Regions from separate parts of the Mus musculus genome. Here regions 2 and 3 are each linked to region 1. Evidence: chromatin contacts called from ENCODE Hi-C or POLR2A ChIA-PET data. All regions are on one chromosome and are shown on one strand. Each heading gives the region's core, a stretch centred on a gene start or an enhancer-like site at or near the end of the contact. The rest is flanking DNA. Distances are from core to core; before and after follow the strand shown. Region 1 holds the start of Mcam (melanoma cell adhesion molecule). Region 2 holds the start of Hyou1 (hypoxia up-regulated 1). Region 3 holds the start of C2cd2l (C2 calcium-dependent domain containing 2-like).

Region 1 (4,326 bases), core at 1,312-3,811:
CCAGCACTTGGGAGGCAGAGGCATGCGGATTTCTGAGTTCGAGGCCAGCCTGGTCTACAAAGTGAGTTCCAGTACAGCCGGGTCTACACAGAGAAAGCCTGTCTCGAAAAACCAAACCAAAAAAAAAAAAAAAGATTATCCTATTAGGCTCCTTTAGATAAAGCAGATACTTGTAAGGCAAAATAAATGTTAAGTAAACGTCTTGTGGGCTGAAGGGGTTGTGTGTTCTCCCAACACTGCCCAAACCACTCTTAAACTCAGGCTCTGCATCTGAGAGTAGCTGGGAGTGTAGCTCAGGTATCTACCAGTCAGCCAACGCTGTCTACCTGGCACAGAAATGTGCTACTTTCAGGTTTGTGTTCTTTTTGATTTTCCTAGTAAGCTAACAGCTCCTTACACAGAAACATGGGAAAGACTGAAGTTCGGCTCAGGACAGAGGAACATCCTTTGTGTCAGCAAAGTCTGCTGAGAACGTGTTTTGTGTACTTGACACAGAATGGGGATGGGGGGCAGTAACGCCAGAGGCCTCAGCACCATCCCAGTAACTTAGGGAGATGCCACCGTAGACTTCCAGTCCTCAGGTTAGTGCCGAATTCAGGGAACGGATGCCTGCCTGTGTGGTCTTCATTTTTTCAAATGGTAAGACACCAGTGGGTGTCTTCAAAAACCCTAATAGGAAACGAGACAGAAACAAATGATGAAGAGCTTGCTCTGGGCCACCAAGCTCTCAGGACCCAAGTTACTATATAAAGTGGCCATAGGGGCCAGACCTTTTTTTTTGTTTGTTTGTTTTTTTAAGACAGGGTTTTTCTGTGTAGTCCTGGCTGTCCTGGAACTCACTCTGTAGATCAGGCTGGCTTTGAACTCAGAAATCCGCTTGCCTCTGCCCGGCTGGGGCCAGACCTCTTAAAAGTATAGTCTGTTTGTTTGCTTTGGTTCTGTGCACCAGGAAGGCTGGGATGTCACCCTGAGCTGTAATCTTATTTCCCTTTCACTGCAGAAACGACTCCTTCAACCCCCACCTGGCATCCATCTAAGAGGAAGAATTCAGAACCGACTGTCCTTGGTGGTTAGCTGCCTTTCTTTTCAGACTGCCAGAGAAGAGGATAAGTTAATGGTGTTAAATGAAGAAACAGGGAGGGGGTGCAGCACTTGCCCTGCCTAGCCAGACAGCATCCTTTAGCCATCGCTGCAGAGAACAGGCTTTTCTTCCTATTTTGCTCTGGGCCAGGGGCCAGGGGCCAGTGCTCCTCAGTTCACTCTGGAGGGCAGAGGAGGCAGGGCCCTCTTCCTCTCTCCCATCAAGAGCCCAAGCCTGAGGCCAGTCGGCATGGCTCTGTCTGGAGGCTAATGGCCAGGGAGGAGGGTCAATGAGATTTGAGTGATGAGGTAGATGTGATTTGCCAGTCATCTGAGTCATCAGAACACAGCCCAGAGCATCCTCTCAAGTCACCTGGCCATCTCTGGGGTTTGCTGCCTCAACCCTCCTCCCTCTCTCCAGCAGCGGCAGAAAGGCTGTTTGTTCCCTGTGGGGTGACAGACCCCTCCCTGGTGAGAGTCCCAGCCAAGGGTGAAACCCTTCCTGAAGCTCTGGTGCTAGAGCCTTTTTGAATCTAAGAGTCCAGAAGACCCAGGGAGAAGTTGGGATTAGAAAGGATGGAGGCTAGGGCTCCTGGCACCTTTCTGTGTGGGAGACTTAGGCTTTCAGTAACCTGAGGCCGTTGCCCCGTGAGAGAGTTGAGGGGTGGGTAGGGAAGGCAGCTTTCAAGCATTAGAGAGAGTAATAGGTTTCTGGGAGACAGGCTGTAGACTCCCACATCCGTTAGTATTAACTTTTCCTCATTGAGGTGAGGGAAACCGAGACAGAGACCAGAAGACAAAAAGGATTATCTGGGTCAGGGCGTGGACCATGGGCTTGTGAATTCAGACCCCTTCCTCCCTTCTCTAGGGTAAGAGGGACTTGCAAGAATTCGAATATGAAAAGATAACCCAAAAGGCACCGTTTCCAACTCTCCCGCCCCCTTGCAGGCACCCCTAGGTCTGTGGGACCTGGCACAGTTCTTCCTCCAAGGCTGCCAGGCCAGCGAAGACTCTGGAACAGTGCCAAGCCGGCAGCCGCCGCAGTGAAGCGGTCATTCCAGAAGGCGACCAGGGCCAGCTCCATGCCTCCACAGCAGGGTAGAGGAACCTGACTGAGAGTCCTCTATCAGGGATACCTCTCTGTTGCTCCTCTGCTAGAGGGTCCCCGCTAGTAGTGGACAAACCTGAGCGAGCGCTGCTACTGCGTCCAAGAGTCTACAGCGACCGGGCCAGCTTCTGCCGCCTCGGCCAGTCATTCGAGCCCCAGGACACCTGTCATTGCTCCTTCAACCTTTCCAAGCCAGAAAACGGGAGTTAGCCTCTAGGCCTGGATCGGGGAGCAGCAGCTCGCAGCCAGCGCGCCGGGGGCCCGCCCCCTAGGGCGCGGGGAGGGGGCGGGGGGCTACGCGGGGCGGGGCCGGGCGGCGCCCGGGGTCCCCTCCCCCGCCCCCCTGACGTCAGCCCCCGACAGCGGCGAGTTCCTCACTTGGCTCGCGCCCTCCGTCGGGGAAGCATGGGGCTGCCCAAACTGGTGTGCGTCTTCTTGTTCGCTGCCTGCTGCTGCTGTCGCCGTGCCGCGGGTGAGTTCTTTATGTTGAGGGGGCTGTGGGGGGCCCGACCCGCGTCCCTCAGAGCCCAGGCGTTGGGAGTTTGGGGATGTCTTCGACGGAGCCGGACTGTGCCGCCTGAGTGTACCGGAGATCAGAGCTGGTAGCAACGTAGAGTCGGGGCTCTGCACCCCAGTGGGCGCTCCTTCTTGCCAGAGTCCCCGATTTCCAGGCGCCCCGCGTGCGTGCAACTTCTTTGCGGGTGTGCAGCCTAGGTTTTAGAGTATTCTGGGAACGGACTAGTCGGGTTGCTGCAGCAGCGAGCGGGAAGGGGTGGGGCCGAGCTTCTGCAGGACGCTGGGCCCGGCCTCCCGCAGGTGTTCGCTCTGGGTGCTGGATGCTGGGTGCTGGAGTCCCGGCAGAGAGGCGCAGCCGGGGCGCATCCCCAACCCGTGCATCCCGCGCCCGCCTGTTGCTGGAAAAGGCAGTTTCCCTAGCTGGAGGGGGCCGCCGACCCCTCCCCCTCCGCCTGGGCCTCACGCCAGTTTGGAGGTGAGCGAGGGAGGAGGCCGCTCCTGCTGGGGCTGGGCGTTGGCAAGGGCAGCGGGTGGTGTGGGTCTCCTTGCGCCTCCGGGTTTGACGGGATTACAGGGGAAAGACAACAGATGGAGAAGTTCTACAACAGTAACAGCTTCTGTGGTCCACTAGAGTCAGGTGGAGAGAGCCTGGCACCTCGGAGCTTTCCTTTAAGCCATCGAGTAGACATGCTTTCCTGGGTCCGGGCTTCCCTTGTAGGGCACACGCAGCGGTGTCGTGTGTTATTCTTGGCTCTTTCTCGCGTCTCAGCCACTGGTCAGGCTGGGGAAGGGGAGGACTGGGCATTACCCACTTCTCTGGCCTCTTGCCCAGTGCCAGCCACGTCCCTGGGGTACTCCAGTCTAGTGCCTCCCAGACTGACCTTATTTCTGGGGAAAGGGCTAAACCCAGCTAGGCAATCGCAGCACAGAAAACTCAGTTTCGCTCTGCCCTGCTCTTCTGGCCCTTAGAAAGCAGGGATTCAAAGTTCCTGCTGTTGGTAGAAGGCTATTCCCACCTTCCCTCCAGTCTGGAAGCCACACAGTCCAGACATCCCAGGGTCCAGGCAGATTGTGCTTAGTGACATCACCTCTTCTAAGAGCTGGCAGCATGCTGGCACCACTGACGTCACTCCTGCCCACTCTCTGGTTTTTGACCTAACCCTTGGCGGAGACTGACCCCTCTAGACTTGGATGGGGTCTTCAGATTGTATTGCAGCGTTTCTTGACATGCTACTGTGGGAACATAAATCATAGCCTCTGGCTAGAGTTGGCTCACTGTGTCTTCCAGAGGATTTGGGGGACAGAGGGTAGAATAGTGACGTCTTCGTGGAGGGGGGGCACACAAAGGGGCCTGTGTGCCCCAGCCTGGCACATGCCTTACATTCCCCTAGTCTGAGCTCACCAGGACTAGGAAGGGGCCCAGGAGCAAAGGGGCCTTCATCTTGGCCCAGAGCCCATGTTGCTCTTATCTGTCTCTCCACCAGCTTCTTCTAAGATATACCCAGTCACTCTGTCTGTGTTTCACTCCGTATTACACTGGGAGAGGTCTGACCCAGGTTGGGGGTGTGGGCTTGGTGAAGTTGAGGGTAAGGAGAGGGTAAGGCCCTCCCCAGACCCTTCAA
Region 2 (4,326 bases), core at 499-2,998, 240 kb after region 1:
TGAATGAATAAAAAAATATTTTTAAAAAAGGAACAGGAGAGGGGGGAAAGGAGGAGGGGAAGTGAGAGGGAGAGAGGGAGAGAAAAGGGGAGTGCACTAGAGAGATGTTGGGTGTCCTGCACAAGCCTGAGTACCTGAGTTCAGAGGAAAATATTCGCATTTTAAAAGGCCCTATGCACTTGTAATCACAGTGCTGTTGAGGTTGGAGTAGGGAAACTCACTGGGGCTTGGTGGGCACCAGCCTAGCTCCATGTTTCATGAGAGACCCTGTCTAAAAAAATAAATAAGGCAGAAATTGATAGAGCAGGACATCTAATGTTCTTTTCTGGACTCAGCACACACACACAAACACAAATGCCATATGTGTGTACAGCACACACAAAATGAAAAAAGCGAAACTCAACAGAATCGACAACTTACACATCTATCACTGGCAGATAAAGCCCACATTATGCACTGTTGTACACAATGTTGTACAGTAGTAACGAGGGAAATCCCACTGACACAGAAAATTCTTAGTTGAAAAATAGCAAATAATTGCTTTTTTTGTTATTGTTCGAAAAATGTTACTTTTCTAGAAAGAGATATGTGTATCATAATGAGCAGGAAGTTACATATCATGCTACAGATAAGAGTGGGAGGTTGTGTCAGGGGACTTACTTTTATTTATAAATCTTTTCTCTGGGTAGCAGTGTGTGTGTTTGGTTGGTTTCGTTTTTGAGACAGAGTTTCTCTGGGTAGCCTTGGTTGTTTGTTGTGGAACTTGCTCCGTAGACCAGGATGGCCTCAAGCAGGTAGAGATCTGCTTGCCTCTGCCTCCCAAGTGCTAAGATTAAGGCCACCACCACCAGTCCGTTCCTAATCTTTACATCACATGAATACTCATTTTTTAAAAAAAGATTTATTTATTATTATATGTAAGTACACTGTCTTTAGACACACTAGAAGAGGGAGGGCATCATATCTCATTATGGGTGGTTGTGAGCCACCCACCATGTGATTGCTGGGAATTGAACTCCGTACCTTTGGAAGAGCAGTCAGTGCTCTTACCCACTGAGCCATTTCACCAGCCCGAATACTCATTTCTTTTCTTAATTTTTGAACGGTGTTGTTGATGGAATCCAGAGCCTTAACTACGCCAGACAAGAGCTGTATCTCTGAGCTATTTTCCCAGCCCTGAACCATTCCTAAGAAGAAACAATGACGGTACCAAAGGTCAAGCCAATTAAAGTCTTATTTTTTAGTTTGCAATATCGTCTCTCGTACTATTGGGGTTCAGAGTTAAAGCCAATCCGTCACAAACACGGTTTATCTCCGGCCCATCAGCGAACATCATTCTTGTGGCTTAGGTTTTTCAATGAACCCATAAAGTTGGAGTGGTCCCCTGTTATCTTGCCCAAGTCCAGGGCACACGCATGCGCCTCTTCCGCGTCGCCGCAGCGAATGCAGCTCAGTATGATTCCGTCGCGCGGATGCCCCAGGTAACCGGAAGAAGGCCAAGGACTTCGCAATCCACGAGAGCACCTGCTCCCACGCGGGGTTCCGCTAGGGTTCCGCATCGAAGCGTCCGGCACCGATGCTGGCAGAAGTCCCGCGAGGAGTAACCCGGCCGCGAACCGTGACGTGGCCCAATCCGCAGCCAGCTCTGGCAGTTTCGTCCCAACCGGTACTCAGGCCCAGCTGCGTCCTCGAGGGGCGGGGCCGCAGAGGGGCGGGTCTTCTACGTGGACCAATGGGGTCTCGCGCCGGGTCTCGTGGGCGGTGCTAAGTGCGCGGCGCAGGGCCGAGCGGCAGGGGCGCCAATGAGCGTGCGCCGCGTCCGGGGCCGGCTGGTGCGCGAGACGCCGCTGAGAGGTTGGTGGCCACTGTAACAGTTTGCAAACGAAGGGGAGTTGTGAAGGGCCCGGGGTTGGGGTCGTGCTGCTGGCCGTGTGGGTACGTCCTCGCCGCCTTGATCCCGGAGCGAAGGACACAGGAGCTGAAGGCCAGAGGGAGCGGGGGTGAGGATGGAGCAGCCGTCGGGCCGCGGCTCCTAGGGGAGGCAGCGTGCTAGCTTCGGGGGCGGGCCGGTAGCCGGAGCGAGGGCCGCACGGACACCGGTCCCTTCGGTCCTGAAGTTCAGGCGCTGAGCTGCCCCCTCGCGCTCAGGGTGGGCCTGAATCCATTTCTGGGAGTGGGATCTTCCACCTTCGTCAGGTGAGGTTTAGGTGAACATCCACCCGGCTTGTAACCTTAGCCTGCACAACGTCTGCGTAGGCAGCGTGGCCCAGGAGTGGGATGGGCAAGGAGGGTGGGCTGGACAATGCTCAGGGAATTCAGAGAAGGGGACAAACCCTTCTGTGCCAGCCATCCCCAACGTCATCACCTTCCAGTTCCTGCCCAAGCTCAACCTGGCTTTCCCGGCCACCCGGGAACCCCAGGTGTGAGGTATTTGAGCCGATTTCGAGGGTCCTGGCCAAGCTCCAGGTGTCTGACAGGTACAGTGCTGTGGTGTGCCGATTGCTTACCTGTACGTAGACCGAAAAAAGGTCAACTCTTATTTGTCTAAGTAAGTGGTGGAGGGCCCTTTTGCTTCGGCCCGAATGTGAGACACTTGGGAGGATGTTTAAAATGATTGAAACTCCTCAGGAAGGAAGAGAAGAGGTCGAGCTGCTGTGCTTTTTTGCCAAAGTGCAACAGATAAGAATCTTTGAGCTTGTCTGTTCTGGGATGTGGTTCTGTTTCCTTCTTCATTCAGCATCCAGTTACAAGTGTTTTTCCTTTCCCATTAGGGTCACAATGGCAGCCACAGTAAGAAGGCAGAGGCCAAGGAGGCTACTCTGTTGGGCCTTGGTGGCTGTCCTCTTGGCAGACCTGTTGGCACTGAGCGGTATGTACCTGGCTAAGGTGTTAAAGAAGAATGGAAGGATAAGAGGGCACAAGGTGCCTACTCGAGTTTGGGGTTGCTGGATCTAGCCTTTTTCTTTGTCTTTGCCATGGAAAGCAGGCTGCTTCCATTGATTTGCCTTAGGAAGGCAGGAGGGTGTGGGAAGCAGAGAACTGACAGAGAAACCTACATTCTGTCTTCCCTTCAGACACATTGGCTGTGATGTCTGTAGACCTGGGCAGTGAATCCATGAAGGTGGCCATTGTCAAGCCTGGAGTGCCCATGGAGATTGTATTGAACAAGTAAGAGTAGATCTGGGTCAGGGGTGTGTTTATAATTTATAGTGCCCACTTCAGACTGTGATGGCTGAGCCCCCGTATGAGATCTGGTGGCGTCTGGCTTCATAGTCTGCTGCAGGCAGCTGGGCTAATGCTGCTTTTTCTTAGGGAATCTCGGAGGAAAACTCCAGTGACTGTGACCTTGAAAGAAAATGAAAGGTTTTTAGGTGATAGTGCAGCCGGCATGGTGAGTAACAGCCCTAGCCAGATTCGTTCCCTCAGAGGCTAGCCTTTTATCTAGCTGGATGAAGTAGAGGCAAGGTAAGGTAGGTTTGGGCCTAAGAATTGGCTGGGTCTCCTCCTTTCAGGCCATCAAGAACCCAAAGGCTACGCTCCGTTATTTCCAGCACCTCCTTGGAAAACAGGCGGATAACCCTCATGTGGCCCTTTACCGGTCCCGTTTCCCAGAACATGAGCTAATTGTTGACCCACAGAGGCAGACTGTGCGCTTCCAGATCAGTCCGTGAGTGTCCAGAGTGGGAAGGAAGCCCCTTGTTGGCGCATGTGTCCGTGGTTATTGGGCTTGGTGTTTGCCTTCCTGGACCTCACCTCCTCCTCCTCCCCTCAGGCAGCTGCAGTTCTCTCCCGAGGAGGTACTGGGCATGGTTCTGAACTACTCCCGTTCCTTGGCTGAAGATTTTGCTGGTGAGCATCAAGGTGGTGCTGGTGGCAGTGGGACTTCCCAAATGTACAGTGAATAGCAAGCAGAGCCTCTTTGATTTCTTATTGAAAATTGGACCATACCGGAAGACATGTTTGGTTGTCACAAGCTCGGGACGGGCTCCTGGCATCTAGTATGTAGAGGATAGGGAGGCCCGGTAAGAGTCAGTGGTACTGTGTTGGACATCCTGGTCTGATGTTTGGGGTTGCTGAGATCCTGCTCTTTGTCCTTGTAGAACAACCCATTAAGGATGCAGTGATCACCGTGCCAGCCTTTTTCAACCAGGCTGAGCGCCGAGCTGTGCTGCAGGCTGCTCGGATGGCTGGCCTCAAGGTGCTGCAGCTCATCAATGACAACACTGCCACAGCCCTCAGCTACGGTGTCTTCCGCCGGAAAGATATCAATTCCACTGCACAGGTGAGCCACTGAATACATACAACACCGAGTATGAGGGTGGAGGA
Region 3 (4,326 bases), core at 742-3,241, 190 kb after region 1:
CAGGAGTATTAGGGAGCGGAAAGCCGATTAGCTTAGCTCTCGAAAGAGCCACTCCCTAATTCTTCTACAGCAGTGGAAAGCAGGGTAGAAGAACTACCTGAGGAAGGGGGCACAGCCTGGGCTGGGTATGTCCTGCAGGCTTGAGATAGAGAAAACAAAATGCACAGAGCTCATTCACTTTCCCTAGCAAACTTCCCTGCGGTGGCAGCTTTCTTCTTCAAAAGTCATGCCAGTTGGGGAGATGAGTGCTTAGTTCCCCTCTCTCCTCCCCCTGCAGGAGAGGCCAATGTCCAGCTGAGTCAGCTGTCCCAGGGACAAGGTACAGGAAGAGCCAGGTTGGAGGGGTAGGGTCAATGTATAAACTGACAGATGTCATCTGGCTTTCAGCTGGCCAGCTGACAAGAGGAAACAGGAGAACTTCTTGGGGGCCACTTCAGTCTCTAGGCATCTGGATTAATAGGGCAAAGCCTCCAAGCTCTTATGGCTGGAAACAGAGAAAGACCTGTTTCCACAAGGAGCTGATAGTCTGATGGCCAGGAAGGGAAATGGTCCAGAAATGGGAGACCTCTGCCTTCCACCCAACCTCAGTCTCATGACTCTGATTCCTGCCCACTTCCTGGGAGGCCAGATGCCCAGGGTGCAACGGGTGGAGGTGGCTGGCTGCTCTGGTTTATGAGCGACCCTGAAGGGGCAGCCCAAGTTCATGCATTAGAAAGGACGCAGGTTATCAATATGCCCTTTAACTAAACTACTTTCCTTTAACACTACACTGCAGGCCAGCCTGGAGGACTGTAGTAGTGAAATTACTAAAATATGGAGAGATGATTCAGTTACCGTGGGGGCTCTACCTGACCACCAGGGTTTGGGAGCCTGAAATCTTAACTGGGTGTGGTGGCATGAGGACCAGGCAAATTCCTTCTGCAGGTGCACCTGTCTCCCTTGGCCCAACCAGGCCAGTCTAGGCGGAAGTGCCCTAAGGCACACGGATTAGCGTTGCTATGAGAACAGTAACTTGTGCTGGGTTTAGAACCAGAGTACCTTGCTCACAAAAATAGAAAATTTGGTATATAACTGGACTTCTTTACAAGCCCCAGTCTAACCTGCACGCTCTTCTCTGATCTGAAAGAGAAAGCTGGAGGGTTCTCCAGTTGATCCCCAGCTCTAATCCAGCCCTCCTAACATGAGCAAGCTCTTCCCTAGAAGGCAAAGCTGAAGGGACGACACAGGGGCTCAGTGCAACTCACCCCGTCCCTGCAGGCCTGCTCATTCAAGGCTCGCACCCAAGCCCGTTGCCAGTTCTCCCGGAAAGACTTGAAGGCAAAGAGCGAAGCCAGGAGGCCCCGTACGCCGGCTTCCTCGGGGGTGCTGGTCCGGGTCGCCCGCAAACGCAGCAGCGAACGCCACACACCCAGCTCGCGCAGTGAACCCCCGGGCTCAGCAGCTGAGGCAGGTCGGGAGTCTCGGCCCCCATCGGCTCGCGACAGCCACAAACCCCGGGCATACTGCAGCATCCAGCCCAATACCGTGATCAGCGAGGCGGCGAAGAGAACCAGCAGGGCCGCCCAGCCCACATCCCGCTGCCCCCAGTCCGGATCCATGCTCCCGCGGGCTCGGGTCCCGGCTCGGGTTCAGCCGCTGCCCCGGGGGAGCATGGCCCGGATGGACCGTGGGGCGTGGGCGAGCTCCCCCGGGGCTGAGCGCGCGGGCTCCGGGGCTCTCCGGCGCCGCCGAGATTCCAGGACCAGTGGGTGCCACGGATGGAGAAGAGGTCCTCCGGGGTCGCGACGCTCGAGCTCTGTCTCCGTAGCCAGAGATCTGGATCCCTAACACCGGCGGTGTGACCCCAGCTAGGTTCCAGCTATCACCCGATTCCTCCCACGGCGTGGGGCCCCGCCGGACCCGGGCAGGGACCAGCCTGCAGAGATACCGGGGCTCGCGGGCCGGCACCGGCTCCGGGAGGGCTGCGTGCGCAGAACTGACACTGACAACACCGCCGGCGCCCCGCCCCCACCCGCCCTTAAAGGAGCCGCGCCCTCACCGGGCGGGGCTGAGCTAACCCGCCGCTCAGAGCTAGAGGAGGGTGGAGTGGGGGAGGGTTGAGTTGCACACGTAGAGGATTCCGGGATGAGAATAGGCGGAGTCTTTAGCTGTTCCGCCCCGTCCTGAAATCCCTGTGCACCCCTTCAGTACCAGGCAAGGGAACTTCACTTATCTGAGATGACGCCTGGTTCTCCCTACGTTTCTTAGATTTCTATGGGTTGGACGCCTGTAGGTTAAAAATTAGTCCCTGTGGAAATCACCACTCACTTTTAACACCTCCTGGCTCAGCAGCTTCTGGTCTTACTCCTTGACTGAAGCTAGCTAGGCACTGGGTGAAGAGGGAGTAAGGTGTCCCTCCCAGATAGAAGTGCCTGACAAAACCCAGCTAATGTCAACGGCGGCGAGAAAAATGAAGCTTAACGTGATAAAGGTTGGGAATAGAACACTACCATCGTCCTCCTTCCCCTTGGAGCTAGGATTCAGGAACCCCCTATTAACCTTGCTTGCGTGGGTTTGTTCTCGAGATATTTCCCAAGCCCAAGGCTGAGTCTGTTTTTAAAAATAATACATTTCCATAGTAACAGCTCCTGCCTGTGGAGCACGTGTAGAAGGGATGGCAATGAAAAGGGGAGCTAGCATTGTAGCACTGGACTATCAATAGATTTGGTCAAAAGTCTCTCATCCAAATATGTGGCATCCCGTGTAGTGCCACCTGACTGTCGTCCTAGCTACTTAGGAGGCTGAAACAGGGTGATACCTTTGCCAAGGAGTTTGAAACCAGCCTGGGTGAGAGCGCATCACAACCAAACCCCATCCCACACACCAAATATGTAATATCCCAGCCAACTCCGAAGAAATGGTGTTCCAGGAAGACTGCACAATTTACAACCTCTGGATGTACCCTTTTCTCTAGATCCTCATAAGATTGGAGCTCATCTTTGTTTCTTGGGGCCAGGGGAAGGTATCTATAAAAAAAGATTAGGGGCAATTCTTTTCTCAAGAGACATATATATGGTGAGGTGTCTGACACAATTTCTTCTGCGCACAAGATAGGATGTGATGTTAAATATCTTTCAAATCCATTTGTCTAAGGAACAAGCCCATGAGAGTAAACAATATAAGGTCTAGGGGTAGGTAAAAAAAAAAAAAAATGGCTGTCAGCAACAGAGCTGTCTGATCTAGAAGAGGAAAGGGTATGTAGCTTGAGATAGCCTGATTTTACTGCAAGGGGTGATAGACAGAGGTGAGATTGTGAGGCAACATTGCTGTGACCCTAACCATCCACAGCGAGCTCCAAAACTAATGGAGATCACTAGAATCTCCATCATTAATCTAGGAACAGAAGACATGGAGCCAAGGAAGGAGAGAACGCTGGGATATAACCTAGGAGAAAGGAGTCAGCAGGAAGAAAATCCATGTTCAAGGAACCCAGTGATGCAGGAAATTGTCGTAATGCAAGGTTCTTCTCCACCAAGATTCCTTCCTGAGGAACGCTGGTTCTTCTCCTCTGCAGAACTCTCTTCTCTGGCAGTGAGTGGGAGGGCTCACCTGTATGCCCCGCTCTATGAAGGCTAAGTAAGGACTGAATTCAAGGTCAGCCTGGAATATACAGGAAAGCCAGGCATGGTGGTGTATCCCTTTAGTTCCAGAGCTTGGTCAGGGAGGGGGCAGAGGCAGGCTGATCTCTATTACTTGAAGGCAGCCTGGTCTAAATAGTGAGTTCTAGGCCAGTTAAAGCTATACATTAACACCTTGTGTCAAAAAAAAAAAAAAAAAGAGTCCGTTATCTACAATCTTAGGCTTATTTCTTCAATTTTTTCACTGGACACTTGGTCCTGTTCTTCCAGATCCAGCTGGATCTCTCTGGTTTCCACATCTCTCTTCCACCAATTACTTAGCCTTTGGGCACTTATTTCATTTTGCTTTATGGTTTAGCTGAGTGTTTATATGAGCGCGTTGTTTAACTCATCAGGAAACTCAGACTAGAACTGATGTCCCAATCATCTCTCTTCCTCTCAACGAATGTATCTCAATTATGCTGAGTTATTCTGTGAAGGAAGCAACTCAGTTCTTCTTATCCTTGTGTTCCCTACATCACTTAGGAGAGTCTTACACCATAGAGATTTTCCAGTGGTCACGTTTTTCTTGTTTTGCTTTTGTTTTCTGGAACAGGGTCTCACTGGCTGGCTTGGAACTCACTATGTAGATCAGGCTGCTCTTGACCTCATAGAGATCCCCCTGCCTCTGCCTCTCAAATGCTGGGATTGAAAAGGTGTACCATATACC

The links. Hi-C counts contacts between places; a loop is a spot of excess contacts on that map. ChIA-PET counts read pairs that join two places held with the same protein, here RNA polymerase II (POLR2A).
Region 2: POLR2A ChIA-PET joins it to region 1 with 12 read pairs in Patski. The contact joins the promoter of Hyou1 here to the promoter of Mcam in region 1. A Hi-C loop is called at or near these places in 3 of 37 maps with a recorded cell type or tissue (adrenal gland, gastrocnemius and v-Abl transformed pro-B cells). POLR2A ChIA-PET finds 5 or more read pairs at or near these places in 2 of 5 experiments (Patski and embryonic stem cell).
Region 3: POLR2A ChIA-PET joins it to region 1 with 16 read pairs in Patski. The contact joins the promoter of C2cd2l here to the promoter of Mcam in region 1. A Hi-C loop is called at or near these places in 1 of 37 maps with a recorded cell type or tissue (left cerebral cortex). POLR2A ChIA-PET finds 5 or more read pairs at or near these places in 4 of 5 experiments (Patski and embryonic stem cell).

The regions. Positions count from the first base shown.
Region 1 is chr9:44,132,097-44,136,422 of GRCm38, forward strand. It overlaps Mcam (melanoma cell adhesion molecule), which reads left to right and starts at 2,562. Exons shown (of 16, transcript NM_023061.2): 1 at 2,562-2,660. The coding sequence starts at 2,594. It overlaps Gm10687 (predicted gene 10687), which reads right to left and starts at 2,389. Exons shown (of 2, transcript NR_152189.1): 1 at 2,265-2,389.
Region 2 is chr9:44,377,742-44,382,067 of GRCm38, forward strand. It overlaps Hyou1 (hypoxia up-regulated 1), which reads left to right and starts at 1,749. Exons shown (of 26, transcript NM_021395.4): 1 at 1,749-1,854; 2 at 2,772-2,869; 3 at 3,075-3,168; 4 at 3,313-3,391; 5 at 3,513-3,667; 6 at 3,773-3,849; 7 at 4,101-4,282. The coding sequence starts at 2,779.
Region 3 is chr9:44,318,291-44,322,616 of GRCm38, forward strand. C2cd2l (C2 calcium-dependent domain containing 2-like) reads right to left here and starts at 1,992. Exons shown (of 14, transcript NM_027909.2): 1 at 1,245-1,992. The coding sequence starts at 1,598.